Regions from separate parts of the Homo sapiens genome. Here region 2 is linked to region 1. The links are chromatin loops, found by intact Hi-C in ENCODE. Cell type or tissue: CD14-positive monocyte. All regions are shown on one strand. Each heading gives the region's core, and the rest is flanking DNA. Links, peaks and the distances in the headings are about the cores only.

Evidence for each region. Hi-C counts contacts between places; a loop is a spot of excess contacts. Peaks named below come from ENCODE experiments on the same cell type or tissue, not always from the same donor. Only the 100,000 strongest peaks of a DNase experiment are listed, where the experiment ranks them.
Region 2: it touches region 1 in a loop (2.2-fold over the local background); 2 of 110 quality-filtered maps call a loop at or near these places.

The regions. Positions count from the first base shown.
Region 1 is chr6:134,371,032-134,376,415 of GRCh38, reverse strand. No RefSeq gene overlaps it. Among named protein-coding and RNA genes, the nearest start is that of SGK1, 56 kb to the right of the region's middle. In CD14-positive monocyte, for the core only: no CTCF peak of the experiment used is centred there; DNase peaks (open chromatin) are centred at 1,015, 1,715, 2,795 and 3,315; H3K4me3 peaks cover 3,073 bases; H3K27ac peaks cover 4,708 bases.
Region 2 is chr6:134,516,605-134,521,988 of GRCh38, reverse strand. No RefSeq gene overlaps it. Among named protein-coding and RNA genes, the nearest start is that of LINC03002, 21 kb to the left of the region's middle. In CD14-positive monocyte, for the core only: no CTCF peak of the experiment used is centred there; DNase peaks (open chromatin) are centred at 2,348, 3,958 and 4,728; H3K27ac peaks cover 3,141 bases.

The DNA.
Region 1 (5,384 bases), core at 253-5,252:
CATAGAAAATTGTCCACTTTAATTTGCTTCAGATAAAATGAAGCCTAATAATAATAATAATAAGTCAAACTTCCTCAAAAACATTGCAATGAAGAATTCTTTGGGCACATTCTGATCACGTTTGGAAATAAAGAAAAATACTTATGAAGATAATTAATTCATTGCCTTTTGGATGTGACTACAGGCAGAGAAGACAACATAGCATAGAGAAGGAGCATGGACAAGAGAAGCTTTCGAAATGCATTTGAAGGACTTGAATTAAATATCATTTGGGAAGGAAAAGAAGTTGTTTGATTTGGTTTTGCAATTGGACTGAATGGATGGAAGAAACCCTCATCATATGTGATAGGTAATGCTACCAATGTTACCTGCAATAGGACAGCTTCACTACTTCCTGATCCTGAAACACAACAGAAATCTGATCCTAGCTTTGTAAATATCTTTACCACAAGTAGGTTACCATTCATAGACACCAACACTCAGTGCCAGGCACCATCCTAGGAGCCATGGATACCATAACCAATAAGATAGACACTGTCAAAGCCTTGGTATAAGGTTTGTTCAGACAAATCCTATGCAGAAATTCACTATATTTACATAAAAGATAGAAAGTGAATAATGACAGGCTGGGCGCGGTGGTTCATGCCTGTAATTCCAGCACTTTGGGAGGCTGAGGTGGGCAGATCACCTGAGGTCAGGAGTTTGAGACCAGCCTGACCAACATGGAGAAACCCCATCTCTACTAAAAATACAAAATTAGCTTGGCGTGGTGGCACATGCCTGTAATCCTAGCTACTCAGGAGGCTGAGGCAGGAGAATCGCTTGAACCCGGGAGACAGAGTTTGCGATGAGCCGAGATTGCACCATTGCACTCCAGCATGGGCAACAAGAGTGAAACTCTGTCTCAAAAAAAAAAAAGGAAGAAAGAAAGAAAGTGAATAATGATAAAAGTCTAGCAAGTAGAGCTGCTATGGTTTCATTAGTTGCATGGAGCCTGGAGCCCTCTTGGCTTCCCCATTCCTTCTGCCCTTTAGACCTAGCACAGTAGTACGAAATCACTGTCATGAGCTTCCCGTGATATATCATCCTCAGGGTTGTGGGATCTCAGTGTCTCCTGGAAGGACTAGGCTCAAATAATCTCAGAAAAATGTTTGCCTATAATTCTCATTTAAAGCTTTTAGAGAATTATTTATGTCACTAAGCTTTGGAATACTTTAGCTTTATCATTCATCCATTCAATCATTGAGTGCCTTCTATATGTAAACACTAAGAACATAGTGGTGAAAAAGACAAGAGTCCCTGCCCTTTTGGAATGTCCATGCTGGCCGGGAATATAGACTTTAGACATGTAATAACACAATTAGTTATTTAATTGTTGTTGTGACAAGTGCTATGAAGGGAAAGTACAGGATTTTTTGTGGGGCTGTGAAAGTTTTTGTGAGGAGGTGGCATTTGTGCTTTATTGGTTGATCAGTAGACATTAATTAGTCCAGAGATTGCAAACTCAAATTCCTTTAAGAGATCAGGCAGGTAACACAAATGTGTGCATCTGGCAGGGGTAAGACAACAAGAAATATTAGAACTGAAGGCCCACTGGAGGAAGTCTACTGGCCTTAAGGCATTCAAATTCAAACTTCAGTCATCTCTTGGCTGGCCAAAGAAAAGAAGTGTGCAGCCAAAGACAGCAGAAGGGCTGGCAGTCTGCTGCGATGATTCAGGCAGGAGGACAGCAGGAGCAATGGCCCTGAGGCAGGAAGAAGCCCATCTGTTTCGATGAACTAAGAGAGCAACTGCAGGTGAAGTCTGGAGCCCTCAGGAGCAAGAGTGGTTTCCCCAGGCAGGTGAGGGGAGGACCATGTCACTCAAGGCCTCCAGGGCAGGTGAGGGCTTTGGTCTTTATCTCAAGTCCCCTCGGATGCACTGAAGGGTTTTAAGCAGAAAAGTGAATTAATTGGACTGGCATTTTTGAAAGCTCACTGAGCAGCAATGTTGGAAAAGTTGGAAGCAAATAAATCGATTGGGAAGCTGTGGTGGCTCCTCATCTCTTCTTCAGTTTTTCACCTACATTATTTACATAACTGTCTTGACGTAGTCTCAACCCTGTATTTCTCACTCCAGAAAACCAAGCTGAATATTTTCCTCTTAGTTCCTGACTCTAAGGAAGGAAGTAGAGTCCGGGGGTCTGTGGCCTGGAGTGAGAAGAAGTGCAGTGCAAACTCAGTACCCCATACACGGAACCTTCTATCTCCTGGCTACTATTAAGTGCTGTAGTGTCGCAATGATCGTGTAAATCCTAAGTATTATGGGAGCATCAAGAACAGTTTCCAACCTGCTGGAGGTGGGAAGTCAGCTAAGACTTCACCTACAAACCTAAAAACTTGTGGACTTTATCATTTTGTTTAGCATTTTAAAAAGCAATTCTTGCTTAAAATAATTCTTAATTAGCTGGGTGTGGTGGCGTGTGAGCCTGTAGTCCCAGCTACTCGGGAGGCAGAGGCAGGAGAATCACTTGAACCTGGGAGATGGAGGTTGCAGTGAGTCAAGATCAAGCCAGCTTGGGTAACAGAGTGAGACTCCATCTCAAAAAAATTAAATAAATAAAATAAAATCATTCTTATTGTTTAGGGATTATCTTGTTCAGACTTTTGTCAATTAACATAAATGTACACGATTATATTACTTGTGTGTATAAAAAACTCACATGGTTAGCTTGTCCACTCTCCTGGGAGCACCATACTTGTTTCTTCAAGAACTAAAGAAAAGGGAAGTGCTGCCCCAGAGGCTGACTGTGAGTCAGCACGTCTCCCTGATGGTTATATAAACATGAAAGTTGAAGTTAGGAAAAAATTGAGTAAGCTAGACACATTTGCTTCTCCTTTTAAAAATGGAAATGACAAGCTCTTGCCACTTTCATATGCAGCCGGACATGGTGTATTTGTGTTTCTGAGGTTATTGTACAAGACGAATTGGGTGAGTGATTTGAAGTTAAAATTAGCTCATTTTTGTCAACTTATTTATTTACTGGTATATTTAGGCTCGAAATTAATTTCTTCCCTTTTTTTTGTCTCCCTACAACTTTGTATAAAACAGGTTCATATGACATTAATCCTACAAATAAACCATTTGGATTAGAAGTCATTTCCTTCATGAAAATTACCTTTCTTGACATAGTAATCATTACTTTTTATGATGTCTGTAAATCTAGATTAAAAATTCTCTAGGCTGGAAATAAGATTTAATTTTAGAGCTATTTTGTCCTTGATTATTGACACAGAATCTTGTGGTGTTGAGCAAGGCAGAGGCTGTGTGCTGCAATCTCTGTTGAGGAGGGAAACTCCCAGTGCTCTGCATAGTGAACTGATCACATAGAAGTTTCTTTAGCATGGGAATGTGCTTCCATGTTTCCCTGAAGAGCAAAGTACAGCGGTAGAATGGCAGATCCGTCCAGAAGTCAGTCCAAAAAGATAGATACCATCATGCTGACTGATTCTTTTTCACAATGCTGCTGTGATGCCTCAGACACAAGCCCAAGCATCTACCAAGCTGCTTCTTCCCTCCAAGTGACAAAAAGAAAAGAAAAGAAAATGACAGGTACCATCAGCCCACTTTTTACCCTGATCTATGCGGTCCTTAGCAACCAGAGTATCTACACTGAGGCACGTTGCTGTGGTTGTCATAACTTTGAAGAAAACAAATCTTCAAAGATCTTTTTTATCTTTTCCAGGAAGATATGTCAATCCTTTGATGGTAAAAAGCATTAAAACTCAAAATTGAGAGGCAAAATATATCATATCCCACTAAAAACTCCTTGAGCCAGATAACTGCCAGCATGTACAGTTAGAAGGGTAATAATAGCTAGTGACTGCTGTGTGGAATGTGTTAAGACTTCTAAATATATTATTTCATTTAATTCTTGCAACTATTTATAGTAAAAAATAAGAGGACTGATGTTAAACATGTTAGTTTTGCCTGCACTAAAAGCTTAAAAGAATTAATAATGAGATACGGAACTATCATACACAAAGCATTCAGAAAAGCATTTGTAAATGAATATCTTAAAGGTATCCTTCAACTGACACTTGTTCTGATATGGCTACTTAGTTGTCTCTAAAGCAAAAAGTACATGTCGAGAGGTACTAAGTAAGATAAGAGTTCTCCTTCCCAGTTCTTGCAGGCCTGTGTACTTAATTTGACAAACACATTGTTCCAAAAGTAAGCCATGGGAGCTGGGCATCATGGCATACACCTGTAGTCCCAGCTACTCAGGAGGCTGAAGTGGGATGATCCCTTGAGCCCAGGAGTTCGAGGCTGCAGTGAGCCATGATCATGCCTCTGCACTCCAGCCTGAGTGACAGAGCAAGACCCTGTCTCTAAAACAAAACAAAAGTAAGCCATGGGAGGCAGATGTAGTAGAATGGGAAAAATGGAAATACTAGCTTTGAAGCCTACACTGACCTTCTACTCATGAGTCCCAGCCAGCAGCTGGGCATTTGGGTGCAGGAGAGAGGGACAAGAATACTTCCCCCAGTAAGAGCAAAATGGAATGCTACAATCATAGCCCAGTGGGCAGAGATGGAAGGCAGAGCTTCAGGCACCCAGACAGTATATGTGGGTGTACGGCCTTTCAGAATGTGGCTTATGGCAGTCGGGTGTTAAAGGCTCACCACAGGCACAGCAGGTCCAACCTAGGGAAGGCCAAGGCTGTCAAGGTATTCCCTGCCCTAAAAAGACTTCGCTCAATGTCTCTCTGAACGTAGGCATCTAAACTGGTAAAGTTCAGACTCCTTAGTGCTTGACACTATGGTACTCTTGGGATCTTGCTAAAATGGTGTTGTGAGTTGAATAGTGTGCCCCCAAATATCATGTCTACCTGGAACCTTAGAATGTAACCTTATTTGGAAAACGGGTTTTTGCAGAAGTAATTAGTTAAGATGAAGTCATCTTGGATTAGGGTGGGCCCTACATCCGATTTCACCGGCGTCCTTAGAAAAAGAAGAAAGGACACACCAAGGTACACAGATGTACAGGGAGGAAGGCCCTGTGAAGACAAAGGTGAAGACTGAAGTGATGTAGCTATGAGCCAAGGAGTGCCAAGGGTTGTCGGGAGCCACCAGAAGCTGTTGGAGGAGACCAGGGTGGATTCCTCTCTAGAGCCGTCAGAGGAAGCATGGCCCTGCCCAACGCCTTGATACCAGGCTTTCAGCCTTCCAGCACCATAAGAGAATACGTTTCTGTTATTTTCAGCCACTTTGTTAAAACAGCCCTAGGGAACTAATACAACTGGTGAAATTAAAGAACTCTCAGGATCTCACTCTAGAGCTTACTTCTCACAGCTCCACATCACAGCCAAATAGCCTTTTTAACGATCCAGATTCCATATCTTG
Region 2 (5,384 bases), core at 79-5,078, 150 kb before region 1:
TTGCAAACCAGATCTGATATCATTTAAGGCGATATGAGGAGGACTTAGCTAGTCACTAAGTTTCTCTATTTATTTTCTACACTTCCTTTCAATGATATTTCAGTTTATATTTGGAAAATAGCTTCCAAACTATAAAAATTGCCTCACAGTCCATAAAACAATATGCCACCTTCAAGCTAAAGATGAATACTTTTTTTTTTAGAGCATGAAAAGTTCTATTCCTTGGGTTGCTGTTCCATCTGTCCATAACTTTACAGAAAGTTAACTACCAGGAGCTCAAACTTAAGCAGATCATATGTGAGGTCATACATAAATTCATGGAAAAAAAGGAAGCCCTTCTTGCTGACAGATTTTGCTGTGAGCAATGGGATAGGGGCAGTTGTTTTCCTCCTGGGGCCTTAGTTTCTTTAACCTTGAATCTTCTTTTTCCTATTTCTGCATGACTGCCTTCATCTTTTCTTGGGATCTCAGCTTAAAGGTCACCCTAGAGTGATCTTTTCAGAGTAGGTGCCCTATTATATAATTGTCTCTGTAGCACCCGATCTAAGTTTAAGGTGCCCTATAATCGTCTACATAGCACTTATCATGAACTGATACTCTTGGTTTTTGTTTGTTTCATGTCAACCTCCTTGTAGTTGCAGAGCATGAACTCTGTCTTATTTGTTCTGTAATCTGGCACCTAGAGTGGTGCTTGGCAGGTCTTATGAGTTGAATTGTGCCTCCCAAAAAGATATGTTGATGTTCTGATCCACAATACATCAGCATGTGACATTATTTGGAATAGGGTTGTTGCAAATGTAATTGTTGGGATCGCAAGGAATAAGGTGTATCCTTAATCCCAAAAGACAGCTGCCCTTAGAAGAGAAAATAACACACAGAGAGGACACTGTCTGAAGACACAGACACGCAGAGAAGATGGCCATGTAAACAAGAGGCAGAGACTGAAGTTTTGTGCTGGAAATCAAGGAATGCCCAGGGCTACTAGAAGTGGATGAGACAAGCAAGGCTCCTCTCCCACAGGCTTGGGAGGGAGCACGGCCCCACCAACATGCAATTCCCTTTTCAAATGCTGAGGGCTGACACGCTACTCCCTCAACCAGGGGCCAAATATTTGCCTTAAAAATGAAACTAAAGTAAAAACAAGATTTTTGTAATAAAAACCGGCTGTATAGCAAACAGGATGAAATGTATCATTCTATTCCAGTTCTCTAGTTGGGCTTGAAATAATATTGTAATAAATTCATTAAAAGTACTAGTAGGAGGAAAATTTTTTACCATGATTTTGTGGTACAGTGGCTCCTGGCCACTGTAAATTTGCAAGTTTAAGCAAGGATCATTCAATAATTTTAAAATACTTTCCTCCCCCAGCTTTTTTTTGCAGCAGTAAGAGCATACCTCTGAGGCACTGTGAAGAATCTGATAGTCGAACTGAATGAAGCCAAGTCCAGTCTTTACGGAAAAATTTACACAACACTTCCAGGTGGGCAGATTCAAAGACAGGATGAATCATGGTTCAGTGCAGTGGTTCCTGGCTGTAATCCTAGCACTTTGGGAGGCCGAGGCAGGGGGACTGCTTAAGACCAGGAATTCAAGACAAATCTGGGGAACATAGTGAGACCCCGTCTCTACAAAAAATTTTAAAAAATTAGCCAGGTGTGGTGGCCCGTTCCTGTGGTCCCAGCTACTCAAGAGGCTGAGGCGGGAGGGTCACTTGAGCCCAGGAGTTTGAGGTTACAGCAAGCTATGATCGCACATCACTGCACACTAGCCTGGGTGACAGAGCGAGACCCTGTGACCCCCTTCCTCCCTGAAAAAAAAAAAAAAAATAGGATGAATCAGTGTCAAAATTATGAAGAAAAATATTCTGGGTTCTTAATTCTCAAGGTCTGCATGACCAAAATGGTAAGAGCTCAGAGGGTACAAATTCAAAATGTATTCATTGCTAGAATTGATCTTTAGTGACTGCATTTGAAAAATCTGAAACCACTTGAAAAACAATTGTATATGTGCATATACGTACATGCGTGCGTATGTGTGTGTGTGACCTGAAAAATTTCATTATGAGGTCCTTTATATGGCTACTGTAGCAAGTCCTTCAGTTTATACCAAATGTCTCCTCATAAATCAGTAAACCTCTTCATTTGTTCCTTGATAATGTAAGAGCAATTTCTTTAGAAGGCATATACTGTCCTATAACTGCAGCTTTCTCTTTGTCTCATCTGTACACAATACATAGAATTAAGCACAAAGAAGCAAATGGATGTACCAAAAACAAAGAGCAAACTTTGCAGGGAGTTACGTGCAGGGTCTGAGAGCATTTCCTGTCTCATAGATAGGAAGCATTTGCATCACGGCTTGTCATCTGCGCTGTCGGGCCCAGTGTCTCCTAACTTCCTGAAATAAAACCAGACTAAGCAAAACAATAAAAGTGACAATTTCTCTGTGTTTTGGAATTCCAAACTCCTATTACTGGAACATTAAATCTTTCAACCCTACTGGCTAATGTGCCTTCCAAAATTAACAGTGTTTTTGTAATGGTTTGTTTTTAAAATATAATGCTGCAATATACATTCCATATATTATAACAACTTCTTATTATTATTATTTTGAGATGGAGTTTCACTCTTGTTGCCCAGGTTGGAGTGCAATGGCGTGATCTTGGCTCACTGCAACCTCCACCTCCCAGGTTCAAGTAATTCTCCTGCCTCAGCCTCCTGAGTAACTGAGATCACAGGTGCCCACCACAATGCCCGGCTAATTTTCTATGTTTTTATTAGAGACAGGGTTTCACCATGTTGGCCAGGCTTGTCTCGAACTCCTGACCTGAGGTGATCCGCCCACCTTGACCTCCCAAAGTGCTGGGATTACAGGCATGAGCCACCGCACCCAGCCTATAACACTTATTTTAAACATTATTCCCAAATTCTGCTAATCTTTGTGTCAAGAGAAAAATACTGGCTTATTAAAATTTACTTTTCCTTTTACTCTTCTAAATGGCTTGAACAAAACTCATTCTCCCTTGAATGTTAATTGGGTTTCAGGTGTGGGCAGATGACAGAGAAATACATAATATAAAAACAATCCTTAGTTTTGTCTGTAAATTTATCTTTCTTGCCCTTCAAGTGTACTTGATGGTCCAGTGGTTTCCAACTGTGATACAAAATTTTCATTTGCCTTTATAAGAAATCATCTCGTATAAAGAAGTGGTCATATTTTATCAGCATCATCACCAACAAACACATCACCATCACCACTTTTTAATTTGTAGAAAATCCGGTCTTATCTGCCAAGTTGGCAAGATATCAAAAGAGCGTGTTTTAAGGTGGTTCAGTTCTGGATGAGTTTGGGAAGTTCATGGTCGAGTCTGGGGAGAACTTCTATGTCATAAACCTCCACATCACATAGGTTAACAGAGTAATAGAATTGTGTAGGTACAGAGACCTGATGAAACCTACTGACACCTCTGCTTTTCAAACCAAGAGAGTGCCCCTTCTAGGGTGCCCTTGGGAATGTGCAGCCATGAATTAGGTGTGCCTGGAGTAAAGGAACACACAAGACTGCGAGATGGGATGAGGTGAGTGTGAGTGAGTGCATGGAGAGAGGTTTAGGTAGGACATAATATCTATGTTTTAAATATCAAAACAAACTCAGATGATGGAAACGAATATAAATTTTTCATAAAATTTTAGGGAACAACTAACTTATTTTCTGTTTAGAGCAAGCATTCAGACCTGTAGAGAGTACAAATTCATTCAGCCCAGAAGAAACGCTTAAGGAGAGTGATCTGATCCCATGCTTTCATTATGCTGCAAGGAAATAGAAGTGATTTACCAGCCCACTAGAATCCTGGTTTTCTGACTGCCAGGCCTCAGCTCCAATTCATAGCTCTTTAAGAAAAGAGGAAATGCAGAATTAACTTCTATTAAATTTCATCCATGGGCCAGACAGGATGACGACTGCCAGGCATTGTCATCGTCACAAGCGGTGGTTACGAGCTCAGGCTCCCAGGCACACTTCTTCAGTGGGAAATTGGTTCCACCTCTTACCTGTGTGACTTTAGGCAGGTCATTTTTAAGTCAACTGATTCCTAGTTTCTTCACTATAAAATGAGGATCATAAATGAAACTTCTTTACTGACAAGAATTAGATGAGACAATCTTTGCAAAATACTTAATGGTGCTTGGCGTGCAAATGTTAGTTCAGTGAAGACTGAATAGAAAAAAAGAGAAAAAAAATCCTTTGTCTGTGGGAGGGGTGAGGAAGAGGCAGTGGGGGTCGATTTTATGGCTGTTTTACAGATGAGAAAAATTGGGATTGAGTAAAATTCACTCATTTGCCAGCAAGTTGCAAAACCAGTATGTGAAGTTGTGTCTGTTTGAACCCCCACTTCAGATTGTGTCTGCGACACCGCAACGCCTTCCTGTTAAGAGAGCCGAGAGCTGGAAACTATGCTGAGGCCATCCCCTTTGGGAGCTGGCTGCCGCACTCACTGCACTCATGCTGAGTTCTGAAAGCCCTCTGGCAGCTCCCCAGCAATTCCAGCAATCTGCAAAGTTCTGAACTGGGTGCTGCCCAGGTGGCAGAAGTCAGTGAGCATATCCAGGTGACAGTGCAAATATGATTGTAGGTAGGAGTCCGGAATGTGACCTTGACTTCTTTTAGCCATTTCCCAGTCCGTTCTCAAGGGCAGATGCTGCGTCCTCTCTCAATGCAGGGCTGACTCACTCCATGCCCAACACTGTAAGAGCTTGCTCTCTGTCTCAGCTCTGCCAATAACGTGACCTTAGGCAGCTCACTTTACTTCTTCAAGGCAGGCTTAGGATAGATCCTCAAGCCACACCCCTGGCCAACAACTCGGATTCTACAGAGTGAGACACTGAAATATTTATATTTCTTTATGGTAACCTTTTCATTGAAGTAAACCTTACATCAGGAAAAAATGTGCAAGCCCTGTAAATATACAGATTAATTTTCACAAAGTGAACACAGTCTCACATTAAATAATAAAGCAATCCAGCCCAGAAGACACCCTCTGGGCCCCCTACTAGGCACCACTCTACCAAGATAACCACTCTATTTTGACTTTTAACATCATAGCTTACGTTTGCCAATTCTGAAATTTTAGATAAATGGAATCACACAGCATGTATTCTTTTGTACGTGGCTTCTCTCACTCAGTAGTGTGCTTGTGAAATTCATCCATGTTATTGCAGGTAGTTCTAGTTTGTTTTCATTGCTATATAGTAAGGGATCAATCTCCGGTTTTATAAATAAAGTTTTATTGAAACACTGCCAGGCTAATTTGTCTCAGTATTATCTACAGCTGCTTTCACACTACAGTGGTAGAGTTTAGCTGCCACAGAGATTACATGGCTGGCAAAGTT